Regions from separate parts of the Homo sapiens genome. Here region 1 is linked to region 2. The links are chromatin loops, found by intact Hi-C in ENCODE. Cell type or tissue: pancreas. All regions are shown on one strand.

Region 1 (8,000 bases), 240 kb before region 2:
AAGTATTGGAGGTCTGTGAGTCCTTTTCATGAGGTTCAAAGAAAACCTAAAGGTCTTGGTATTTAAAAATATTTATGTTCACATAGCATTCATTTCTTGTCAAAAGAACTGCTCTGGATTTGAACCACAAGGGATTCAAAAACTTTTTTTTTTTTAAAGCTTCAGACTATTAACAAATATTTTAAAGTAGGAGGCTTTTAGTCAAAAGGTTGTAGGCTGGGAGATACATCTGTGATCCAAAGCTTTCTCATTTCCATAGAACATGGCCTGAATACTTCTTGCCTTCTCTAGGACTGCCCATACCCCTGCTTTGAAGGAGGGATGGCTAATCTGATGGGTGAGGGTCTGACATTCATTGAGTCTTTCACTTCTGGTGAAAGTTTCCAGTAATTAATAGCCACCGGCCCAAGATCTCTTTTCCCTCCACACTGTCAGCTGCAACACAGGCTCTGCTTTTGCATACCCTCTCTGGTGGCAACAGACATATAATTCCAATACAATACAGTCATTGTTAAACAGGGCTCTGATCAAGGTAGAGTAAGAGCAGAAAGGAAAGAGGTGCAGGGTTTGGAGGAACTCGTTCACAATTGGACATCCTCCTTTACTATCCACATCACTTTTTAGTCATGCTATTTTGTAGTTCAACATTACTATGGTGAAGTTATTTTGAGTATGTATTGTTTTATGTGAAAATTAGATGGTAAAAACTCACTTAAACAGTATATACATATAAATGTGTAGATAAATAAGAATTCACTTTTGTAAACCCCTAAGATAATGGCAAAAATTAAAAACATTGCTTGGACAATGCGATTATGCCCAGAAAAAAACCGTGTCTTCCATAAGTTTTTGATTTAACACACACTTATATATGTCAGACACTGTTGTAAGCACTTTACAAATATTAACTCTTATTCCAACAATACCTCCATAATGCTGGAATACTTTTACTTCCATTTGAGACCTGAGCTAGTAAGTAGCAATGTTCTGGGGTGACCACTGTCCTTGTTTTAGTACTGACAAGTCCTGCATCCTTATAGAACTCCTCAGTCCCAGCACAACCAGCATGGTTGGTCATCCTAAAATTCAAACCCTGGCAATCTAATTCCATACTCCAGGCTATTAACATGTTTTCTCTCTTATAACAGTGCAGGGATAACTCTAGTAAATATAGAAACACCATGTGTAGAAATGGACCAAACAAAAGCAACCCTGAAATCTGGGCCTGCTACAAGATGCTCTACTTATAGACGCTACAAGTAGAAATTCACCTTCAACTCACCTAGTCTCCCAATAAACACTCTGGAATGTACTAGGGTTGATTTGCATCAGTTGCTTGCAGCTGGAGAGCTGCAAGGCAATTGCAGAATCTTCAGAAAGGCAGAGGGAGGAGCAGGGGGATTGGAAATCCTCTGATAAAATGGCTTAGAAGATGACTCACTCTTCCTAAGTAGGACCCAGTGGCGAACTTGAAAAGTCTGTAAATCCAACTGGGAGTACTTTATGTTGTTTTCTGCTTTGTCTGACTGTTTCTGTACATTTATATATTCATGGCTATTAAATAAACTTCCGTTGTCTGTGTCTTTTGGCCTTTTCCTTTCAATCACAGTAACAGCCTTGTTGTGACAGCACCACACTAAGAAGACTCTGTCAAGGCAGGGAGCCCAGAGGACAGAGAAAATGGCTGGGTTGTCCCATGGGCAGATGTGAAAAATACCCTAAAACCTCCTTCATGTGGTGAAGGATGCAAGTAAAAGATAGGAAATATATCAGCAGGGCCTTTGAGTCTAAGCTTATGCAATCACCTCTCAAATCACTTGCTTTTCTCTTCCACCTTGGCATTCCAGGAGGAGCATCACTACTCTCCACCTGTCTTCTTCTTTGGCCAATAGTAGGTAAAAAAAGAGCCAACAACAGAGTAGGATTCCTCTCCCCCCAATTCATATCTCGCTTCTCCTATAAAAAGACATAGAGAGAGGAAGAAACAATAAATACTATTTAAATAAATGATTGTGCTTGGTTTCTTCCACCTAGATTTTGTGTAGAACTACTTGCTGTGAGAAAGTAAAAAAAAAAAAAAAAAAAAAAAAAGCCTAATTGAGATTTGCATATTCAAATACAAGACAAGGAAAATGCACCCAATCTGAGATGGGAGCTTAGAGAAAGAATAACTGAGGCATTAACACTTGAGATGATACTGGAGGGTAAGAGTTTATCACAAGGATGAGGAGAGGGTGTCACAAGGATGAGAATGAAATTGGGAGCAAACATTTAACAGATATTCTTCCTTCAGCCTGGAAAGACACTAGGAAGGGTGGGGGTGGGGGGGCACTGAGAAAGGAGAAGGTATGGCAAGCTCAGTAGCTATACTTATTCTAAGGTCTGACTGAAGGAAAGTGTTGGGAGATGAGGAATCTCCTCAGAAAGGGTATTCTGTTCATGCTCAACAGATTAAGAGTTTTCTATGCCTGACAAGAAACCACTGAAAAAATTTGAGCAGAGGTATGATATAATCAGATCACAGTATGAGAATATTTGTCACAGTCCTCAGGAACGTGCCATGCAAAGCCATGGTTACTGGCAAACTAGTTATTAAATGGACCAGAAAAAGAAAAACAAAACATTGAAGAGCTCTTCAAAAGGGAATATGAAACCAATGAAAACGATGAAAATATTTAAATATATGAAACAACATAAGTCAAAAAATGTTAAGGCTGGGTGCAGTGGCTAATGTCTATAATCTCAGCAGTTTGGGAGGCTGAGGTGGAAAGATTGCTTGAGGCCAGAAATTAGAGACCGCCCTGGGAAACACAGAGAAACCCCGTCTCTACAAGGAATTTTTTTTCTTTTAATTAGCTGGGCATGGTGGTGTGCACGTGTAGTCCCAGGTACTCGGGAAGCTGAAGTGGGAGGATTGCTTGAGTCCAGGAGTTTGAGGTTACAGTGGGCTATGATAGTGCCACTGCACTCCAGCCTGGGTAACTGAATGAGACCTTGTCTCTAAAACTAAAAAGCAATAAATAAATAATAAATAAATCAATAAATAAATAAAAAGAGAAAATAAAGATTTTAAACTATGTAAGCTAAAAATGTACTTAAGGATGAAGAAGAGATAGTTCACAGAATGAACAAATTCTTGACCTCAATACTGATCCAGTAAGGATCAGGGAGCATGCATTTTCCAAACTGTCTCCAACAATAGCAAATAATGGTCAATGGCTGGATATTCTAAACCAATGTAAAGTAATGTATAGAAAAGTCATAAGGACTGGCTTTTGGTCTCTGATTGCCTCACTAAATAGCACTTTATTTTGTTTTTTATTTTAAAAAGTAGAATGAGATTTGTTTTAATCCTTAGCATATATGTTTATTGGGCTTTCTGCAGGTTATTGACTTTTTTTTAGAGACAATCTCACTCTATCCCCCAGGCTGGAATGCAGTGCTGTGATCATGGCTCACTGCAGCCTTGAACTCCTGGGCTCAAGTGATCCTCCCACCTCAGCCTCCCAAATAGCTGCCACTGCAGGTGCATGCCACCACACTCAGCTAATTTTTTAAAAAGATTTTTGTAGAGATAGGGTCTTACTATGTTGCCCAGCCTGATAGGTTTTTATTTATTTATTTACTTATTTATTGTCATAGGGTCTCACTATGTCACCCAGGCTGATGTACAGTGACATAATCATGGCTCACTGCAGCGTCAACCTCCTGGGCTCAAGTGATCCTCCCAACTCAGCCTCCTGAGTAGCTGGGACTACAGCCATGCACCACCACACCTGACAAATTTTTGTATTTTTTGTAAAGACAGGGTTTTGCCACGTTGCCCAGGCTGGTCCCAAACTCCTGAGCTCAAGCGATCTACCTGTCCCAGCCTCCCAAAGTGCTGAGATTACAGGTGTGAGCCACAGCTCCCAGCTCCAGGCTGGCAGGTTATTGACTTAAAATTTCAATTTTTACATTCTTTCCTAATGTTTCATCACAGTTTATTTTCTAAAACTGATATTCTATATATGGTTTTATTTAGTTTAATACTTGTTCATTGAGAAATATTTCTTGAATGCCTATTTTTTTTTCCTTAGGCCCTAAGGAACCAATAATTAATAAAGACAGATGGACAAATCTGGCTGCTGTCTTTATGGAGTTTACAGTCTAGTGGAAAGCAAACAATTATAATGTTATATGTGTAAAGAACATGACAGAAACTCAGCTTGCCTACCCAATATTTATTCGCCACATCTTTCTTGTGAAGAGAATCCCAGCTTAGTTAGGGGTAAGCAACATGCCCAATTGTAGCAGATTGTATTTCCCCAAAATGGCCACAGTAATATTTTGTTTTTTGTTTTTTTTGTTTTTGAGATGGAATCTCAGTCTTGTCGCTCAGGCTGGGGTGCAGTGGCACGATCTCGGCTCACTGCAACCTCCGCCTCCCAGGTTCAAGCTATTCTCCCGCCTCAGCCTCCTGAAGTAGTTGGGATTACAGGCATGCGCCACTACATCTGGCTAATTTTTGTATTTTTTCAGTAGAGACGGGGTTTCACCATGTTGGCCAGGCTGGTCTCAAATTCCTGACCTCAAATGATCCACCTGCCTCGGCCTCCCAAAGAGCTGGGATTATAGGCGTGAGCCACTGGGCCCAGCCCACAGCAATATTTTGGTCCACTTGCTCTTCCATACCTCGCCACCCCCAGATCAAGTTGTAAAATCGACTTCTCTTCCCCTTTAACCAGGCAGACCTTTGTATTTTCCACAATGAATAGAATACAGCACAAGTGATAATGTGTGACTTCCAGGTCATAAAAGGCGATATGGTTTCTACCTCAGTCTCTCTTGGGACCCTCACCCTTGGGACTCAGCTATCGTGGTGTGGGAATCCAAGAACCCACATGAAAAGCTCATGTGTAGGTGTTCTAACCACAGTTCCAACTGTGTGAGTCTTCTTGGCCGGCAGCCAGCAACAATTGCCTCTAGGCTGATGCCAAGTGAAGCAGAGACAAGCTGTCTCTGCTAAGCTTTGCCCAAATGGCCTATTTGTGAGAAAAACACATTTTCATTCTAAGCCATTAACTTTTGAGTTGGTTTGTTTCACAGTAATAGAAACCTGGAAGATCTGCTTAAAAAATTGCTTTACCCAGCCTTCCTGGCAGATTGGTTAGGCATGTGACATAATTTTGACCAATGAGATAGAAAGAGAAGCCCATGGGTGAGGCTTCTGAGAAAGACTCAGCAGATACATGACTGTAAGATCTGGACCCTTTGTTCCTCCTTCTGCCTACGGCGCAGTGACAGCTAGAGCTCCAGCACCATTTTGTAAGAATGAGAACAAGAGCCACACTTTAAAGATTCCAGGACAGACATGTAGAAAAGGTGCTCAGCATTTTTAATCATTAGGGAAATGCAAGTGAAAACTGCAATGAGAAATCATTTCACACTTCTAAAAGGACAAACATTAAAAAGATTGACACACTAGATTTTGATGTGGATGTGGAACAAGTAGAATTTGCATACATTTCTAGTTGGAGTATAAAATAATACCAATCTTTGATAAACTGTTTAACAGTTTCTAATAAAGATAAAAATATACCTATTCTATGATCCATCTGGATTCAACTTCTAGGTGTTTATGAAACATAAAGACATATCTTCACAAAAAGACTTACGTAAGAATGTTCATAGTAGATTTATTTGTTATAGGCCAAAATAGGGAATAGTCCGTATGTCCACCAATATGAAAATTGGTAAAATGGATAAATTGTGCCACATATACTACATTGGAATACTGTTCAGTAATAAAATAAGAATGAACTACTCATATATGCAACAACATAAATGAATCTGAAAAACGTTATGTTGAGCAAAAGAAGCAAAATACATGAATATACATATACTATCTGATTCTACTTACATGGCATTCCAACACATGCGAAACCAATGAATTGTGGTAGAAATTAGAACAGTAACTGCATTTTAGAGGAATTGACCAAAAAGGCACAAAGGAATTATTTGGGGTGCTGGAAAAGTTCTACTTTGGAAACCAGTTGGGATATTGGTTACCCAGAGGTATACAGTCATCAGAATTCATCAGACTACTCACTAAGTTATGTATACTTTACTAGATGTATATTATAAAACATTAGTTCACTAAAAATAAATATGGTCATACTTTTCAATGGCTTATTTACTAGTGAGATCCACTGAAAGGAGCTATGACTTAAATATTATTGATTTGCTGTGATAGCTAACTTACAGCAGCAATGTTTAAACTAATACTAGGAATGAAAATATTTTGGTGACCAGGTCTCACCTACAAGTAAAATACTATCTCCAATTCGTTTACCCAAAACAAATATATTCTATGTTCTACATCAAAACATGTTCAACATGTTTTATTTCTCCTTTTCCCAAGCTAAGATAACCATAACAAGGTTATTTAGGCAAATCCCCATACCAGCAACTGACAGGGTTTCTTGATAAAGGTGATATCTCAGCTGAGATCTGGGTTACAGAAGGATTTATCAGCCAAAAAGGAAGAGAGAGAACAGAAGTAAAATGAAGCCCCAGGGACAAGGGAAAAATACACACACACACACACACACACACGCACACACACAGGAGAGAGAGAGAGAGAGAAAGAGAGGTGGAGAGACAAGCAGGCAGTCAGAAACAGAGAGATAAAGAAACTGAAAGATGGTCAGTGTCCATTGAAAAGGCTTAAACAACTATCTAAACAGGAGAAATAGTGCTTGATTGAGAAAGAACACAGAGAATCTTGAGAAGTATCTTCATCTGGATGGTGGTTAAATGGGTATGCACATATGTAAAACCCATTAAACTTTACATTTATATTAGCACACTTCACATATTTACTGTACATATGTTATACTTCAATTTCAAAAACAGAGAGGACTGAGTCCTAGACGACAGTTAAAAGGAGGTATGTGGAGAAAAGTGGCTAGAATGGAGATCTGTTTAGGTGGTAGATTTGATTAGGCCTGGTGACAGTTTGGATGAGAGAGGGAAGAATATAAGTATGAGACACCTTCACTTCTGAGTTGGGCAGCTGGTTGAATAATGGTGCAAATAACCTAGATAGGAAGGAGGAAAGTTTAGGGAATGCGGAATGGTCAGCTTTGGACATGTTAGGGTTCTGAATAACATCTAAATAGAAAAAGCATCTTTGTTAGTGTGGCTGGTAACACAGGAGCGCAGTTAAATATTTGTGGAATAAATAAATGCTCAGTAAACAGTTGAATAACTAGGTGTGAACATCAGGAGAGAAATCTGAAGTAATGAGACATATTTAGTAAACCTTAGTGTTAGAAAGTGCTGTTTTTCTATACAATAGAGCTTTAGCTGGGCACACGATTCCCCAAATATAGACTACATTTCCCAGCCTCTGTGCAGCTAATTGTGGCCATATGATTAGGTTCTCATTTGTGGGATTTATTAGAAATGATGTTTTCACTTTCTCAATTATGCCTTTTGTAGGAAAGAAGCATGTCGCTGCTTCCCATGGGGTTGAATGCAAATATGATAGTGAGGTCATTTTGACCACATGGATGAGGGTCGTACCCAGTGGCTGTCATACATTAAAAGGACCTCAGGTTCTCTAACCTACTGGGCCACCATATTATTCCTGGACAATATACACAAAATATTACATGAGAAATAACTCTTTATCTTATTTGAGTATTTTTTGTCTCTTGTTACCTCATTCTAGCCTTTATCCAAGCTAATCCAACTATTATTAAAACCAGGGGAGAATGTGACTAATGAGAAGTATCAGGAGAGTGTGGAATTGTGAAGGCTAGGGAAAAGGACAAGAAAAGAGTAGTCCACCGTGTTACAGGCTTTTCAAGGAGGAAAGGATTCATAAGGCATCACCTCAGGATGTTGAATTTTATTGTGTTTGGATCATTGTTACCTAATCACTTAACCACAGCACCGCACGAAGCAGCTCTATCTCACTAATTAGGCTAAGTCCAGTAAATTTCTTCTAATTT
Region 2 (8,000 bases):
TGAATGGAGAATCTTGATTGCATCTAGGAGGGTCCTGTCAGAAATGGGTATATAATAGACGGTCCAGTGAGCTCTTGCTGCCTTTAATTTAATCATATTCATTTAAAGGAGACTTTTAGATAGATCTCTTCAGAATGAAATTCCAGTTAGGTGGACCCTTGCTTTTTGTTTCTGTAAGAGCCACATGCAGTGGTTTTCTTTTTTCATTTTCCGCTACATATGATTTGTTTAGCTTTAATGTTTTTTGTTTTTTTGTTTGTTTCTGTATTGGGCAACCTCTAGTGGTCCTTAGGAAAATCACATTTGAATATGAACCTATAGTCTTATCAAATATTTTGTTTATACATCCTGTTGTCTTCTGACATCATATTTCTGTTATTATATAGTAAGTAAAATGTCAAATGATAAAGATCTTGGGCTTAATTAGAAAGAACACAAGCAAAGATAGTGGACAAATATCTCATTTTAAAATAATTGTCCTAATATTGCTAAGTATAGATAGTTATGAAAGAGGTTTTTCTGAAAACACTTAAATGATAAGAAGGAGCCATTCTCATGAAAATGTGGGACTGATATGTTCCAGGTGGAAGGGATAGCAAATGCAGTGGCACTGACTTAAATATCAACTTTGTGTTTTTGAGGAATGGAAAGAGGCCATATGTAAGTGTGACTTCAACATAGCAAGGAGGTAGGGTATTAGACATTAACTCTGAGGGGGAGTCAGGGCTAGATTATAAAAGGTCTTGATCATGGTCAGAAGTTGTGATTTTATTTTATGCACAGTGAAAAGCAACTGGAAGGTGTTAGGGACAGGAATGACAAAATTCTGGCCTCTGGGCAGAGGAAGGTTTATAGAGGATGGTCAAGAGGAAAAGAATTCAGTAAACTAGTTTTTACATTAGTTTGTATGAGGAGGACAAAAGATAATAAGTAGATAAATAGCAGTGAAAAATGGAGAGAAACTGATGGATTTGGGATAGATTTTGAAGGTGGAATCAGAAGGACTTGCTAATGGATTACATGTAATAAGTGAGGGAAAGAGAGGAATTAAGCTTGAGCAACTTGGTGCCATGTTCTAATTTGGAGGAAGACTAAGAAAGGGATAGGTATCAAGAGGTCTCTTTTTACCATGTAAGGTTTGGCCAGAAATGTAGCTTAGTTGTTTGTATATGAGTTAAGAACGCATGTTTCTCTTCTAGCTTATTGTATTTACTCTACTTTTGGTCTCCTTTTATCCTCTTTTAGCTTTGGAGGAATTTTTTACATCACTTGTGAAGCAAGAAATGGTGAATATGCCTCGTGGGATATATCACTCTGCATTAAAAGGAGGTGCCCGCTCAGACCAAGGAAAGACTGTAGCAGGAATCCCCAATTTTATATTGAAAATGTATGAAACAAACAAGCAACCAGGACTGAAACCTGGCCTTGCAGGTAAGGGTAGTACATAGTATCAAAAATACAGGTTTTTCATGTAATGATTTAACTTCCACTTTCAAGTAGGATATAATGGGCCATGGCAGGGTGTTGCTGCTGCTACTAACATGTGGATAAATTATAAAAATCATCGCACTTTAAAAGACATCGCAGAACTGTAGAAGCAAAGACAAATAGATGGATTTAAGTTTCAGAGTCAGCATAACATTTTAGAACTGTTTTCTCCCCACCTTGGGGGATACCCACTCAGCCCAGAGGCATGGCCTGTTGGAAGAAAGAGAAACTAGAGGAGCTTTTAGTGATTGCCTGGGACTAGGGCGACAAATTAGAGATTTTTCTCACAGGACATTTGCTGAATTTTGAATTTGCACCAAGAGCTAAAGAGCTAGGCTGAAAGCTTCTGAAAGGCAAAGTGAAATCCCTTTTAGTCTTCTGATGCTTAGGAAACAAAGACGAGCTAGGAGAATGGGCTTGAAAAAACAGCATGCAAGAGGTAAAAGCCCAAGAGAGAATGGTGAATTGATACTGAAGATCTGCAACTGCTCTCACCTGGGTGAACTTACTAATTCTGGCCACAGCTGGAATCTGAGCATTCAGCCTCAACTTTATTGAGAAGCTGGTGAGGAGGTGGAGAAACCAGCAGACATCTTGGCAATCATGTGGAGCAAGAGTGACACAACTCAGAACTTGAGTGACCTTGAGCACAAGGCCAATTTCTCTCAAGTTATTTGCGACATTTTGAAGCTTTATGGGATGGAAAGCTAAAGAGCTAAGCTGAAAATTTCTGAGAGCAGACCTAAATCTCTCATAATTTTTTCAGATTGAGGAGTCAAAGACTCATTAGACTGCCAATTAGTGGGGGGTGTTGTGGGGAGATATACCCTGGCAAAGGAGTGAACCAGAGCTGGACTCAAATTACAAAAGTTATAATCAGTCCTAACCCAGATCAATTCCTGATTAGGTTGAGGTAATCAGTCCTTCACCCAGTCTGCCTAACAGAGGAGAGAGGAAAACTACTCTTTGATTGACAATAACACCATTTAGTACTTCTGTGGTTCTTTCATATACTGCACTAGACACAGGACAAAGGAAGAAGCTGGAAATGAAGGGAATGATTCCTGGAGATAAAGAAGTCACTCTCTTTGGAAAATATCAATTCTAACTGGCCTACATGAAATAACATACTTTCAAAATATATGACAAAAATGAGTAGAACTAAAAGAGGAAATAGACAAACCCACAATAATAATGGAAACTTTAAAATATCTTTTTCAGTAGCTGGCAGAGCAAGGAGACAAGAAAATCTATAAGATCACAAAATATCTGAACAATCTATGAACAAACTACTGTATAGACATGTAGAACATTGTACCTTATAGTGATAGAATTTATATATCTTTTAACTGTACATGGAAAATTTACCAAAATGACCATACGCTGGACCACAAACTTCAATAAATTTCAAGATATTGAAGTCACTTAGAGTTTGTCCTCTGATGACAATGGGATTAAGCTAGAAATAAATAACAAAAATGATTACCATGATATCTCCAGTTGGCTGAAAATTGAACAGTATACTTATAAGTAATGGATGGATCAGAGAAAAGAATCAAAATGGAAATGAGAAGATAGTTTGAAGTGAATGATAATGAAGATAAGCCATATAACAACCTGTAGGTTGCAGCTAAAATAGTATTTTTAAACACTGTTTCCCCTCTAGGGAAATTCACACTTTCAATGTATATTTTAGAAAAGAAAGGAAAATAATCAGTATTTAAACTTCCAACTCAAGAAGCTTGGAAAAGAACAGCAAATCAAACTTAAAGGATCAGGGAAGAAATAATAAAGATAATAAAACTCAGTGCAATAAAAAACATAAATAAGCTGGAGGTTCAGCTGAGAGCTTAACTGACCGTTGTGGAAAGGGCAGGGAGAAGAGGGAGAGTGAGTGTATGTGAATACAGGAATGAGGGAAAGCTTGTCCACTTTTGAGTATAAACTAAAGGGACCCATGTTATCATGTGTTCATGAAGATTAATATGTGCAAGTATTTCTCTTTAATTGAAATTTTTAAAAAACTTAATAGAATCTCTAGAACTAAACAGTTCACAAAGTCAAGACTTGCAAATTTGTTCATTTATTTATACTTATACTTATTTACTCATAAGTAAATTGTAAATAATATTTTACATGTGATCTTAACTAAAAAGCTATGAGTCAATAAGTAATATACTATATTATATTACGTTTATATTTTGAGACAGAGTTTCTCTTGGTTGCCCAGGCTGGAGTACAGTGGCACAATCTCAGTTCACTGCAACCTCCACTGCTAGTTCAAGTGGTTCTCCTGCTTCAGCCTCCCGAGTAGCTGGGATTTCAGGTGTTCGCCACCATGCCTGGCTAATTTTTGCGTTTTTAGTAGAGATGGGGTTTCACCATGTTGACCTGGCTGGTCTCAAACTCCTGACCTCAAGTGATCTGCCTACCTTGGCCTCCCAAAGTGCTGGGATTACAGGTGTGAGCCACCGTGCCTGTCCCAATAGTATTTTAAATATTAGCTTTTTAAATCTCTTGTGTTTTTTTATTCCTTATATATAAATGGTCAAAAATCATAATTTGCTTAACAAGTTAGCTTTTAGTTATAAATATCTCTATCCAGATTGATTATCAGTTACTGAGAATCTAATTAGTAAAGTTTTTCCATAAGAAATGTCTTTGTAAGCTGGGCGCGGTGGCTCACACCTGTAATCCCAGCGCTTTGGGAGGATGAGGCAGGCGGATCATGAGGTCAGCAGTTAGAGACCAGCCTGGCCAATATGGTGAAACCCTGTCTCCACTAAACTTAAAAAATTAGCCGGGCATGGTGGCACACGCTTGTAGTCCCAGCTACTCAGGAGGCTGAGGCAGAAGAATCCCTTGAACCCAGGCGGCGGAGGTTGCAGTGAGCTGAGATTGCACCACTGCACTCCAGCCTGGGCAACAGAGTGAGATTCTGTCTTAAAAAAATAAAAATAAAAATAAAATAAAGTCTATATAATTTTTTTTAAAGGTGGTATGTTATTTTGCTATGATGTTTCCATGTATCAGAGTAAAGATGGAAAACCATTGAACAGACTGATGGCCAGCAGAGGGCGAAGTTTCAAGCAGACTTCACTTGCTCTTGTACATGAGGTAGGTTCCCGTGTCCTCTTCTTTATGTTTTAGTGTTTTCTCCCTTCATGATATGTTTAAGAAGTTGTTTGTTTAGAAATAATTTTTTTGATCATAATTAATGTAAGTTGCTTTTAAAGGCCACCAAAATAGTTGACCCAACTGAATACTCAAATATTTCAATGTATTTCTGAAAGAAACTGCCATGTTTTCCCCCACTGCCCAGCGTATTTATTAGGGAGTAATGTCTAGGAATTTGCTTTACTTCATCAATGCTTAACTGTCATTATTCAGAATAAATATCAATTTATTGTTTAAAGAAATGCTACTGCCTATATCTTAATTCTAATCCTTTGCAATTATGTAGGGGACCAGTGTTTGTATTTTGTGAGTGTTTGGAATTAAAAGTAAATAAAAGCATTTTAGAAAAATAACCCTTGGTTTTAATGTTTATTTTACTTTTCCTTTCAGCTACCTTTTAAAAATAAAGTTCTGTGATTCTATTAGATGATTTATATGAAATCTGATTATTGCAGATTATGGCAAAACCAGGGGAAGAGGGAAGCTGGAAAGTCCTTGGGAAATGTATTTTTATTGTTTTTAAATATTTTATCACACTTACTCATATGATGTATACAAATTAAAATGTATGAATGAATAACAAAACAAAATGTCACAGCAAAGAGATTTATATAGTTCAGACATAGTAGGTTATATATCAGTTATAAGTAAAAATATATGAATTGTAAAGATTTAATGAACTTGATGTAAAAATAATTAGCATTTCTAAAATATCTTTCTATAACATCTTATTTTGATGCCTAATTTATACATTTGGTTGTAATTAATTTGATTCACTTTTATTCTGTATCACACCAATTGCCACCAGTTTCATAGCACAGCAAAATTCAGAGGGTTTTTCAAGACCCATCTTTGTCCTTTGCCATCCATTTTCCTTTCATATATTTAGTTAGAATTAAAATTGTGTAAATACTTGTTTCAGAAGCTTTTTTTTTGCCTAATATAGTGTCTTCATTCAACTAAAAAGAGAAGAAGGATCTGGGAAGAGCAACGCTTTTCTAGGAGGAAGGTTTAATTTCAGACATAGGTGATTTCTATGTTTTTTTTGTCCCTGGCATCTCATTAGTTGGCATAGAGAAGGGAGAAACGTGGTACCTTTTTGTGTTTTAAGCTGTGCACTTAGATATTTGAAGGAAAACTGAAGTCTAAAGTCTTACTGAAAAGCTGATTTATAATAAAAAGTCACCATCAGAACAGAAACAAGAAAAAGCATTAGTGCAGGGGATGGCAGAAGACATCTGATAACTTTTGGCAGTGGCATCAGAAGTTATGAGGTGTGTCCGAGATATAAGCACAGAAAATCTTTGGGTTAAGATACTTGTTGCTTGTGCTGTAGAGAGTCTAGAAAATTTCAAAGGGAAAAGAAAATAACATCATTGTTTTAGGGGTCAATTAGAAGGCGTATTGGACAGAATTCTGCCAAATGTATAGTAGGATTTTAGACTGGATTCCATATTCTGCTCAGTATATGTAGTTCATTTGCTTAAAACACAAAGGCTGGGGGACCCATGAAGTTTCTCAAACTATGTGACAAGAAATAATATGAACTTTCAGAGCTGGTTAATAAAAATAATTGCAATAATAACAGCTAATAATCGATTTAGATACTTTCAACACTGTGAGGTAGGTGCTGTTAATGTGTCAAGGTCACATAGCTAACAAGTAGAGGAGCCTGGAAATTGAACCCAGGCAGTGAGGCTCCATAGTCCTTGAACTGTCATCTTCTCTCCCAGGTTAATCAGAGAAGATTCTAGAAATACATTTGGATTTTTCCAAGATTACTCTAAGCTCTCTTAAATCATCTCCTTGCATCTTGTCTTTCTTTTGTTGCAATCAATTTGGGATTTTTCCAGATGAAATTTCTTCAAACCCTGCTTTTGATCCTCCCATTACTTTATCCTGAGTCTTTTTTATTTCCAAGTATTTCTTCTTTCTTTCCTTTTTCTTTCTCTTTTTTTTTTTGAGATGAAGTCTCACTCTGCTGTCCAGGCTGGAGTGCAATGGTGCAATCTCGGCTCACTGCAACCTCTGCCTCCTGGGTTCAAGGGATTCTCCTGCCTCAGCCTCCCGAGTAGCTGGGATTACAGGCATGCGCCACCACGCCCAGCTAATTTTTGTATTTTTAGTAGAGATGGAGTTTTACCATGTTGGCCAGGCTGATCTCGAACTCCTGACCTCAGGTGATCCACTTGCCTCGGCCTCCCAAAGTGCTGGGATTACAGGCATGAGCCACTGTGCCCAGCCATATTTCCAAGTATTTCTTGAGAATTGCAGTTTGTTTATTAATTCACCAGTTGATGGACCTTCGGGTTTTTTCTGTTTTCAATGATTAAGACTAAAGTTTCTATAAACATTCTCATACAGATCCCTGTGTGAACATTCATTTTTCTGTTTCTTTTCAGTAAACAAATACCTAGGAGTGAGAGTGCAACGTCATGTGGTAAATTCATATATAACTTTATAGGAAACTATCAAACTGTTTTCCTAGTGGCTGTCTTATTTTGAATGCCCATCTGCAAGGTATGAGAGTTTCAGTTGCTCTGCCTTCTTGTCAGTGCTTGATATAGTCAATTAAAAAAATTTAGCTATTCTTGTAGATGAGTAGTATTAGTTTCCCTTTGTGGTTTTAATTTGTGTTTCCTTAATAACTAATGATGTTGAAGCATCTTTTCATGTGTTTATTTTGTATGTATCTGTTTTCTTCCTGAAGTGTTTGCTCTGATCTTCTGCCCATTTTTAGAATTGGGGCTTTTGTTTTCAAAAGAGTGTTCTTTATATATTCTGGATATTTTTTTTTTTTTTACTTAGTGTGTTACATGTCTTTTCATTTTCTTTTTTTTTTTTTCTTCTTTTTTTTTTTTTTTTTGAGATGGAGTCTTGCTCTGTTGCCCAGGCGGGAGTGCAGTGGTGCGATCTCAGCTCACTACAACCTCCGCCTCCTGGGCTCAAGCGATTCTCCCACCTCAGTCTCCTAAATAGCTGGGATTGCAGGTGTGCACCACCATGCCCGGCTAATTTTTGTATTTTTAGTAGAGACGGGGTTTCACCATGTTGGTCAGGCTGGTCTCAAACTCCTGACCTCATGATCCATCTGCCTTGGCTTCCCAAAGTGCTGGAATTACAGGCGTGAGCCACTGCGCCTGGCCTTCATTTTTTTATAATGTATTTTGAAGAGTGGACTTTTCATTTTGAAGAATTTCAACTTACCAAATTTTACAAAATGGTTCTTGCTTTTTGTTTAATCCGAGATTACAAAAATTTTTCATTTTCTTTTTTCCTGTGTTTTATTTTTATTCTTTTAAATTACTTTTAGAAATTGAGGTATGGTATGGTTT

Evidence for each region. A loop is a pair of places that touch in the nucleus more often than their neighbours do. Peaks named below come from ENCODE experiments on the same cell type or tissue, not always from the same donor. Only the 100,000 strongest peaks of a DNase experiment are listed, where the experiment ranks them.
Region 1: it touches region 2 in a loop (3-fold over the local background); 31 of 110 quality-filtered maps call a loop at or near these places.

What each region holds. Positions count from the first base shown.
Region 1 is chr9:20,635,695-20,643,694 of GRCh38, forward strand. No RefSeq gene overlaps it. Among named protein-coding and RNA genes, the nearest start is that of MLLT3, 17 kb to the left of the region's middle. In pancreas, no CTCF peak of the experiment used is centred here; a DNase peak (open chromatin) is centred at 4,927.
Region 2 is chr9:20,880,626-20,888,625 of GRCh38, forward strand. FOCAD (focadhesin) reads left to right here. Exons shown (of 44, transcript NM_001375567.1): 20 at 1,246-1,431; 21 at 4,484-4,605. Among named protein-coding and RNA genes, the nearest start is that of SNORA30B, 98 kb to the left of the region's middle. In pancreas, a CTCF peak has its summit at 4,557 (motif pointing right); no DNase peak of the experiment used is centred here.